Linked DNA regions of Homo sapiens: region 2 is linked to region 1. The links are chromatin loops, found by intact Hi-C in ENCODE. Cell type or tissue: GM12878. All regions are shown on one strand. Links, peaks and the distances in the headings refer to the core of each region. The heading gives the core; the rest is flanking DNA. Region 1 has its middle 190 kb from the start of CYP26A1. Region 2 has its middle 52 kb from the start of CYP26A1.

Region 1 (5,384 bases), core at 116-5,115:
CCCACTTCAAGTTGTCCCACCTTACTGGAGGACAGAACTAGTGTACATTTTACACGTTGAGGCTGTGTCATGGGCGTGTCCTTAACCTTGCCAAAATAAACTTTTAAATTGACTGAGACCTGTCTCAGATATTTGAGGTTCACAGATGTCTACTTCTATTCATTCCTGTAAACTTTCACTTTGATAAGAAGCCTCACTTCCTGAAAAAAATTTCATAAACCTGAATTCCGGGCTTCAATTTTTAAACTATGAAATTAGAAAATACAAGTAGTCTTCATTTAATTAGAGCTGATTTTCAAGAATAATTCCTGAGTTTGCCAATTATTCTTTCTTGTTCCGGGTTGCAGTTGGAATTTATAGACAGGGTGCTACTTCTAAATGACAGTAAGAGCTGGTGGTGCCTCCCTCTTCCATCACTTTTCTCCAAAAAGTTCTGGTGTCTGGTGCAAGAGGAAATGGCCCTAGTGCTGATGCTAAGGCTACTATGGTTATCAAAATAGTTGACATCTTTGAGATTCCTAAAGCTCTTAGAGGTCCAATTTCTACAGCTTTTTTTATTTCTTTTCCTCCCACTCATCACCCACAATTCCAATTATACGAAGCCTAATGTTCCTTTCCATTGAAGGCCTTGCCTCTCATCTTCTCCCAACTAGGGCAGTCCCTTAAACTTTTCTATGAAACTCCAGTGTGTTTAATTTCGGTTCCTATGTGTTCTATTTCTGGAAGTTCTATTTGGTTCTTTTCCATATCTGCTAGATTTTTTAGAGCCTATTTTTCCTTCAAATATGTTCAAGTTTGTAATTTACATAATAAAAAGCTTATTTACAATATGTCCCTGATAATTCCACTTCCAGAAGTAGGTGTGGGTTTGTTTCTGTTATCTGTTGTTTCTCTTGATTTTTACTCCTGTTACATTCCTTGTGTTGGCCACAATCTTAAGGCATAAAAATGCTTTCAAATGACACACAGAAACAAAATTCTCCAGTCATTTCTAAGACCCAGTAGTTTGCAGTCATCTTGAAACAAGAAAGAGAGATATGTTTTGGAAATACGTATGTAAGGATCATCGTCAAGACCTATTGGAGTTCAATCTACTAAACTTTTGATCTCATCTCTTTGTAGAGCTGGCTTCTGCTCCTCATGCTTAACTGAGGCAGAAGAATAGGGTCTGGAGGCAGGGAACATAAGGCTGATTCATGCTGACTTCCTAGAACTAAATCAAATAGAAACATATATCCTCTCCATTTACATAGGGCATACACTGAGTAAATGACTTTGTAACTTTATTTCATCCTCTTCACTTACATAGGGCTTACACCAAGTAACCAGTGGAAACCTCTAGAGGGTATTTAATCCCCAGAAAATTCTGTAACAGGGCTCTTGAGCCCCTATGCTCAGGCCCACTCCCATACTGTGGAGTTTACTTTCATTTTCAATAAATCTCTGCTTTTGTTGCTTTGTTCTTTCCTTGCTTTGTGTGTTTTGTCCAATTCTTTGTTCAAGACACCAAGAACCTGGACACCCTCCACAGGTAACCATAATTCACATAACCATAACTCATCCCTTGCCCTCAGGCTTACATAGTTGTATGTGATGTTTGCAAAGGTTGTCACATCTATTACTACTGCAATTCTCCCTGCAGTCCTATGAGATAGACAGAACTGGAGGTTTTTATCCCCATTTTCCAGACAAGGAAATAGTTATAATGGGTCAAGTGTCTTGCTCAAAGTCAGAGGGATAAAGGATGGGGAGGGAGATACCAGCTCCCTGTGCCTGCACCTCTGCTTCCATGCAGCCTCTCTTGATGGGCAGTTAGAATCCACTAGTGCCCATGATTACAGGCAGCTGACTTCCCAAACCGCTGTAGTATTTCTGAGCAAGAGGCAGTTTTTCTCAACAACTGTGTTGGAAAACATGAGATTACAAGAATGAGCCACTCCTTGCTTGGTCAATTGAACTGTCTAGAAGATGACAGCTCCTCCTGCCAGGCCGTCAACACTTTCAGTGAGGCCAGGGTTCTCAGGCACAGGCAGCCAGAAGCTCCTGTGATTTGTGTCGTGTCCCCCATGTGAGAGGAGGAGAATCATCCAGGAGAGATGGTGGGAGGAGGAACAGACCTCATTAACAGGAGCTGTTGGCTTCAGACCTACTGGGGCCAAAAGCCCCTAGAGAAATGTTGCACCTACTTGCAGAAATCTTTACAGCAGGAAGCCAGAGAGACAGACCACTGAGGCGGGGTCCTAGAAATGCCTGCAATAGCCTGAAAGTTGACATGTTTGAACCCTTCCCTGGAAGGCAGGAGATAGGGGACAGTAAACATCATTTTCAAAGCTTTCCTGGCCTCTCTATAAGGTTGGTGGCTGCTGGAATATAAAGAATGAAAGATAAAATGGGCCAGGCATTTTTTTCACTGAAGAAATCTGATAGGGATATAAGAGAAAGGTACTCTTCCTAGAGCTGCAAGAAGCTCTTGAATCCCACGAAAGGGTGTCTGATGCCAAATACAGACAGAACTGGTTCACATGTCAGTGCTTCATTGACTGGCTGGGTGACCTTGGGCAAATTGTTTCAGTTCTTTGAGTTTCAGTTTCTCCATTAGCAAAATGAGGATAATAACCATAACACCCACGTTGTGGTGAAGGTTTAGAGAGAACGAAATGACCTAAAATCCATTCAGTGTATGACAGCTAATAGTGCTACCTGTCATTTTATAGAAAGAGGAACTGAAATCCAGACAGTCAATATAAGGTGCCCAAGGCCATCCAGGAAGGACTGGCTGATGAGCAGTCAGGAGATAATGTGGATTTTCTTGTTTTAATTTCTCAGGGATTCAGTTTCCTCATCTATAAAATGGGAATAATATATATTCTCGATACCTTATCTGAAACACTTGGAGCCAGGTTTTCAAATTCTAGAAGGAACAGTCTGAATACCATACCTCTAGCAGGGTTTAGGGCAGTACCCAGTAATCAAACACATTACCATTTCTGCAGCAAAATGTCAGAGTATTTATATTAGGCGGGAAAAATAAAGACTATATATAGCTTCATGTTGGTTCAGGTTAGATTTCGCTACAAGAAGAATTTGGGTTTTTAGAGCTTTGGAATTTCAGATTGTGGACCTGTGATACCTACTTCAAGTTGTTTGGAGGATTCTACACCAAGTGACCAGTATGGCGGGGAGTGGGACTCATGTTAAAGTTTACTATTATTATCAGCTAGTCTAGTGATTTGACACAGGGCTAAAAGCTGCTAAGTCACCAAGACTATCTAGGCAGGATGCTACATCTCAGAAAGCCTCAAGAGGATGTCTACTGTATGTACTTTGAGTATACCACGCCCTTCCTGCAGGGCTGGGGAAGAGATGAGAAGGGACAATTTTCTGTGAAGACGTCCCATACTATCAGGCTGAACCATGAGCACTTGAAGCGCTCCCCTAAAGTACCACTGGGGTCCTATTGGGCAGGTCCTGGTTCTGGAGCCTCTGGAAACTGGGCTGAAGGTCATTTCAATTGGGGAACAAGAAGATGATGCTCTAAACCAGGGGTTGGCGCCTCAGAGACCTGGAAAGTAATATAAAGGAACAAAGGGGCCCAGATGTGGCCTATGGCAAGTGGAAAAACACCTGCCCATCCCAAAGGGCAGATGACACCAACTTAAAGTTGTTGGTTGCCATATAATAATTTAAGCCTTGTACTGACTAATATTTTGATTTTTAAAGAGACGTTAACATCTGAAATACGTGAAATGTCCTGACTTTTACCTATTGGCTACTCATATTTTTAAATGCTGTGCAAACCCAACAAAACACATCTGTAGACCTCCGATCTAAATAATTGTAGTGAGTGTAATTTAATTGAAAGCTTACTACGTGTCCGGCAGTGCCCTACAAGTGCTACATGTGTTACATTTAGTGGTACAACAACCCTATGAAGGAGGAACTGTTATTGGTGTTTTACAAAGCAGGAAAACTGAAACTCAGATGACATTAGATATAAAATGGTTACTGTCCTACAGGTCAGTAAAACTGATCTTTGCACTCTCATTTCTACAAATAGAAATAATTTACATCTCTACTAGAAACATCCACAAGCAACTTGTCGATCTTCTACAAGTGAATGCCCAACGTTACAGAGTCTGAACGTTAAGCAATAATGTCTTAGCTCAGGCTGCCGCAACAAAGTACCAAGACTAGGTGGTTTAAAATATATAAATTAACTTGTTCACAGTTGTAGAGGCTTGACATCCAAGATCCAGGTTCTGGCTGGTTTGGCTTCTGGTGAGAGCCCTCTTTGTGGCTTGCAGAGGGCCACCTTCTCACAGTGTCCTCACCTGGCCTTTCTTCAGTGTGTTCAAGCTGGTGTCTCTTATAAGGACACTAATCCTATCACATCAGAGTCTCACTCTTATGACCTCATCTAATCTTAATTGCTTTCTTAGACACCCCATCTCTAAATACAGCCACACTGGGGGTTAAGGCTTCAATATACAAATTTGAGGAGGGACACAAACATTCAGTTCATATAAATAGTAAAGAGTAAGTGAAGCAAAATAATAATTCCAAGAGCACAAGATGATCTCTAAGTGAGCTTCTTGGACAGTTCTCTAGTATGTCATTGAAACAAGGACACACAACAATGTCTTTGCTTTATTTCCAAATTTTGGATAATTTTTCTGAATAAGTACTTGGAAAGCAAATTTTATTAAGCTATCACTTGACAACTCAGGAAAGCTGAAAGCCTGTCTTGTTCACATGAAAATAAGCTCAGCAGTGACAATTGTCAAAGAAACACCAGCAAAACTTTTCCACTGATTTTCCTTTAAAAAATATTTTTCATATCAGTGATAAAACATTTTTGCCGTTATAGGCCAGGCACGGTGGCTCACGGCTATAATCCCAGGACTTTGGGAGGCTGAGGCAGGTGGATCACGAGGTCAGGAGATGAAGACCATCCTGGCTAACATGATTAAATGCCATCTCTACTAAAAATACAAAAAATTAGCTGGGCGTGGTGGCATGCACCTGTAGTCCCAGCTACTCAGGAGGCTAAGGCAGGAGAATCGCTTGAACTCGGGAGGCTAAGGCAGGTGGAGGTTGCAGTGAGCCAAGATAGTGCCGCTGCACTCCAGCCTGGGCGACAGAGTGAGACTCCATATCAAAAAAAAAAATTGTCACTATAATAGGACGACAAATGATTTTCAGTTTCAGGGGACTGAAGAATCTAGTCTTCCCCTAAGATCCCAGGATAGGTTCACAAAGTGTGACTATCTGAAATTGAAGGAAGGAGAGTGACAAACGTAGATGAGATAGGCTGGGCGCGGTGGCTCATGCCTGTAATCCCAGCACTTTGGGAGGCTGAGGCAGGCAGATCATGAGGTCAGGAG
Region 2 (5,384 bases), core at 213-5,212, 140 kb after region 1:
CAATGCTTTTCCATACAATGTCTGGAATCTATAGATAACATAACCGGTTAGGTCAGGGGTTGATCTTTAACTAGGCCCAGGGTGCGGCGCCGGGCTGACTGCCTGTGGATTTCATTTCTGCCTTTAATTTTTACTTCTTCTTTCTTTGGAGGCAGAAACTGGGCATAAGACAATATGAGGGGTAGTCTCCTCCCTTAAAGGTTACTATTTATCTTCAGTTTCCTTCACTGCAATGGTACTAAAAATACTACTTGTCTCCTAGAGAGGTTGTGAGAATCAAATGAAGTCATATACGCAAAGTGTGTCTGGTAAATTGTATGCAATAAAGGGTAACTGTTATTGTTAAGATCAAATGTTAAACATACTGCCCTCATATCCAAGTAAAATTGGTGCCAGAAAAATTACACTTTAGGCCAGGCGCAGTGGCTCTCGCATGTAATCCCAGTGCTTTGGGAGGCCCAGGCAGGTGGATCACATGAGCTCAGGAGTTCAAGACCAGCCTGAGCAACATGGCAAAACCTTGTCTCTAAAAAAAATACAAAAACTAGCCAGGTATGGTGGTGCATGCATGTAGTCCCAGCTACTTGGGAGGGTGAAGCATGAAAATCACTTGCACTCAGGAGGTGGAGGTCGCAGTGAGCTGAAATAGCACCACTGAACTCCAGCCTGGGTGATAGAGCCAGACCTTGTCTCAAAAACACAAAATTACACTTTAATAAAAATAATAACTAAGATTGTGGAGTGCTGTTTTACCTGTAATAACTGTCCTCCTCTCCTCCCTATTCATTGATTTTTTTCCATCCTCATACTCAAAGTGAAACCTCTTTAAACAAAACTTAAAAATTTTAGTAAATGGTAACATAATAAATGACAAAAACTAATAAAAATAATTTTTTAAATAAAGCTAAATAAGTTTATCTCATCTTATATGACCAAATTTGGAAAATAATGGTAAATGTGCTCTAATTCTTAGAACAAGCAATAAATGAATTAGTTTCAGGGGTTTTGGTGCAATTTTCTGCCAACATTACATGACAGTACAATAGCAATACCTTCACTTCAGGTTTTATTCTATAGCATGATCATAAAAATAGTCATTTTCACAAAAATATTACAAGATATCACCCATTTCCTGAAGCCTTTCCTATTCAAGTCATTCTGTTTTGAAGCATCCTGCTGCCATTCTTTTCTTCAATTGGTAGTGGACTAATTTAGTGATATCCACATTTTCAATAGCTTTTTCAGAAACCATAGGACTTTTCCAACATCACCCTTTAGAATGTTTCATGAAATCCTGTATTCTTGCATGATTTTTTTGATGTGTTGTTAGCTTGGAAAAATGTCGATGTTAAGTCAGGTGGAAGGAAACAGAGCTATTCAAAGGTGTACTAATTTTATAACGTGTTAGTTATTCAGGAATTCTGCATCCCTAAGCAACCTACCAATTGTTGGAACTGGAATACAAGGCACAACCAAGCTGTATTGTGCCAGTGCTGCCCCCTGGTGACAGATATGAAGAACTGGTCCTCCCTTCACTTCTTTCTCCTGGAGAGGCTCCCCACCCAGGCTGTGTTCTCCCTTTTTTCCTGCCACCACTTCCCCTTCTATAACCAGAACCAGGATTTGTCTTTCATATGAAACCTCTGACTATTTTCTTTCTTTTCTTTTGCTCACAAACCTCTGAAAACTCTTCCTCTTACCTGCCTCCAACTTCACTCTCCATCTAGGTCGCAAAAACAACCTCAACAGAAGCTGATGAACATCAGGCTAGCTCCAGGAGTTCGCCTGTCTGTGTCACAGAACAGAAAAGCCATATGTTCAAAGTGAAGTTAGAATGAAAAGCATTGCTATCAACCTGGGGGGTCCTGGAAGGTGCCCAGAAGTTCTCTTCAGAACTCTGTGCCTCTTTCTTAACCTTTAAGAAAAACTTTCTCAAATACCAGCATTCATAATCAGTCACAAACAATTTCTTTGTTAATCTTTTTATTGCTGCTCTGACAGGGAAGAAACCTTTGTCCAGGTCATAGGGGTGGCCCTCCTAAGAGACTGTGCTGGAACTGTTGGGGCCCTCTTAAATGAAGGCAGCCATCTTTCCCCCCTCCAGATTGCTTCTTGGCATCCCAGTCTGCTGTGCTCTCCAGACTGCAGAGGACCCAGCGCTTACTGGCCTCCCACTCATATCCATGTTGGTTTCTCCCATCATTTGTCCTTCTCTCCTTCCTATTCATTGACTTTTCCACTCCCCAGCATAGCTGCGTCCTGGATTCAAGTTCTGGCAATACCATTTACTAGGTGTGTGTGATCACGGCATGCCACCCTTCTAGGCCTGATGTAGTTTGAATGTGTGTCCCCACCAAATCTCATGTTGTATTGTAATCCCCAATGTTGGAAGTGGGGCCTGGTGGGAGGTGTTTGGATGATGGGGGAAATCCCTCATGAATGGCTTGGGCCATCCCCTTGGTGATAGTGAGCTTTTGCTCTGAGTTCACATGAGATCTGGTCATTTAAAAGTGTATGCCATCTGCCCCCACTCTCTCTCTCGCTCCTGCTCTTGCCATATGACATGACTATTCCCCCTTCACCTTCTGCCACGATTGAGAGCTCTCTGAGGCTTCACGAGAAGCCAAGCAGATGTCAGCACCATGCTTCCTGTAAAGCCTGCAGGGCCATGAGCCCATTAAACCTCTTTTCTTTATAAATTACCCAGTCTTGGGTATTTCTTTATAGCAATGCAAGAGCGACCTAATACAAGGCTTCAGTGTTCCCATCTTTAAAATGAGAATAGCAACAGTACCAACTTCATAAGGTCACAGTGAGGGTTAAATACATTAAGAAAGAACAGGGGTGTGTGTTTGGTGGTGGAGGGGGCAGTGGTACTTGTGGTACTTAGCATCATGACTGGCACAGAGCTAGCACTCAATAAATGTTAGCCCTTGCTTTTTTAGTTCCTTTGTGTCTTACACCTAGGCTATCATGAACTTGCCAACGAACCCCGGGGGAATACTCCTTCCTTGGCTCTTCATGTGCCAGACTCATTTTCACTATTGCCAGAAGATGTGTTAAGGTAGCAGCAGAGAAGGCATGAACAGCACAGCCTTTGTGGGGGTAAGGAAACTGCAGGATTTTTCCTAAAGAAGATTTACTTTTCTTCTTCCCTATTTTCCAAGACTTGACAACCCCTTAGGTTCAGGAACTAGCAGAAGCAGTTTCACCTTGGAACACACTTTTATTTGTTACTTAAAGTAAAGGTAGACTTTTAAATTTCTTCCTTTGTTTATAAATAGGACATGATTATTGAAGAGAATTTAGAAAACCACAGAAAGTTTAAAGATGAAAAAAATCACCTGACTTCCTCCTTTCAGAGATAACCACTGATAACATTTCACAATCTCTTTTGCACACGTATATCTCTATGCTTGTTAAAAATAGACTCCTGGCTGGGCGTTGTGGCTCATGCTTGTAATCCCAGCACTTTAGGAGGCTCAGGCAGGTGGATTACTTGAGGTCAGGAATTCGAGACCAGCCTGACCAACATGGTGAAACCCCGTCTGTACTAAAAATACAAAATTAGCCAGGCATGGTGGCATGTACCTGTAGTCCCAACTACTTGGAAGGCTGAGGCAGGAGGATCACTTGAACCCAGGAGATGGAGGTTGCAGTGAGCCAAGATCATACCGTTGCACTCCGGCCTGGGCAACAGAGCAAGACTCTGTTTAAAAGAAAAAAAAAAAAAGATTTCTACCATTCTTCAGTTTTTGTTATACTTTCATGCTTTGCTTTATCACTTAACTTATATAGTGAACATTTCCCAGCATTCAATATTCATAAAAAATGACTGTACCGTAATTCATCATGTAAACGCACCATAAGTACTATATATTCTTCTATCATGTCTAATTTAAACAACCCTGGAATGAACACTTTATCAGAAATCTGTTGTCTTCAATTCTGAGTACTTCTTCAGTATTAATTTCTGGAGGGGGATTGCTGGGGTTAGAATGGATTACCCCACTTAATACTCTTTATACGTACTGCAAAACTTTTGCAGAAAGGTTGTACCAATTTACAATCCCATCGGCAAAGTCTGAGGGACCTAAAAGGCCCACCTCTAGTCTCTTGTCCTGGAGACACAGCCCATCAGCTTCTGAGTGGAGGTTGTGAAGGGCTGCTCACCAGAGCATTCAAGAGGGATTCACACTGCTTCCTGTTGCTTATTTTCAAGAGAACTTCAGGTGTATTAAAGAGGTGTCATACTTCAAATGACTCCTGTGATCTGACACTGCATTAAATTTCTCCACCGTTTTTTGTTTTTAAAGACAGGGTCTCGCTCCATCACCCAGGCCGGAGGGCAGTGGTGTAATCATAGCTCACTGTAACCTTGAACTCTTGGGTTCAAGTGATCCTGCCACCTTAGCCTCCTGAGTAGCTGGGACTACAGGCACGTGCCACCACACACAGCTAATTTTTTATTTTTTATAGAGATGGCATCTCACTATACTGACCAGGCTGGTCTCAAACTTCTGGACTCAAGTGATCCTCCCACCTCAGCCTCCCAAAGTGCTGGGATTACAGGCTTGAGCAACCGTACCCAGCCTCCACCCTCTTTTTAGTGAAACCCCCAAGGCCCTAGCACTAAAAGTGGTCGGCATGTGGAACAGCCTGAAACCCACCATCACTACCTCATTATTAGCTAACGCAGCCCCTCATGTGTTACCTGCAAACATTAATCACAAAAGTAGTTGCTTTTTACTCATTTATTTCTCATCTGTGTTCCTCACTATAATATATGTTCCACAAGGGACCACATTGTCTTATTCATCACTGTAAGCCCAGCACCTGGCCCTCTGCCCAGTATAGAGCAGATGCTCCATCAATATTTGTCGAATAATCAAATGATTCGTCTTTGTCCCTCAAAAAGCTACCTATATCACATGTGCCCCCAAGTTTACAAGAGTTTGGGGCTCACTGCAACCTCCGCCTTCCAGGTTCAAGCGATTCTCCCACCTCAGCCTCCCAAGTAGCTAGGACTACAGGCACGTGCCACCACATGCAGCTGATTTTTGTATTTTTAGTAGAGACAGGGTTTCACCATCTCTACATTACATCAGATGTAAATGTTTAATAGTAACTTAAGATATGGCCAGTTATTATATTGCCAAGCAGGATGTAAGTTTCACAGCTGGCATAGTCATTTTGTCAACAAAATCCACTGTTACTCACAATCTTCCCTATTTAGGAAGTCACTGCGAGGAGACCCCCAGCATGAGGCAATAGCTTCACAGCCATTCACTGGAGCATGTCACTGGGTTGGAGTTTGGGGCCAGCTTAGAACTCACATATTGGCCAAAGTAACACCTCTGGGATTCCAATTCTAGAGGAATATT

The links. A loop is a pair of places that touch in the nucleus more often than their neighbours do. Peaks named below come from ENCODE experiments on the same cell type or tissue, not always from the same donor. Only the 100,000 strongest peaks of a DNase experiment are listed, where the experiment ranks them.
Region 2: a loop joins it to region 1, with 6 times the contacts of the local background. A loop is called at or near these places in 1 of 110 quality-filtered maps.

The regions. Positions count from the first base shown.
Region 1 is chr10:93,264,981-93,270,364 of GRCh38, reverse strand. No RefSeq gene overlaps it. Among named protein-coding and RNA genes, the nearest start is that of CYP26A1, 190 kb to the right of the region's middle. RefSeq lists a silencer at 2,753-2,802. In GM12878, for the core only: no CTCF peak of the experiment used is centred there; a DNase peak (open chromatin) is centred at 2,614; H3K4me3 peaks cover 482 bases; H3K27ac peaks cover 916 bases.
Region 2 is chr10:93,122,763-93,128,146 of GRCh38, reverse strand. No RefSeq gene overlaps it. Among named protein-coding and RNA genes, the nearest start is that of CYP26A1, 52 kb to the right of the region's middle. RefSeq lists enhancers at 4,073-4,132, 4,223-4,292. In GM12878, for the core only: no CTCF peak of the experiment used is centred there; DNase peaks (open chromatin) are centred at 3,036 and 3,336.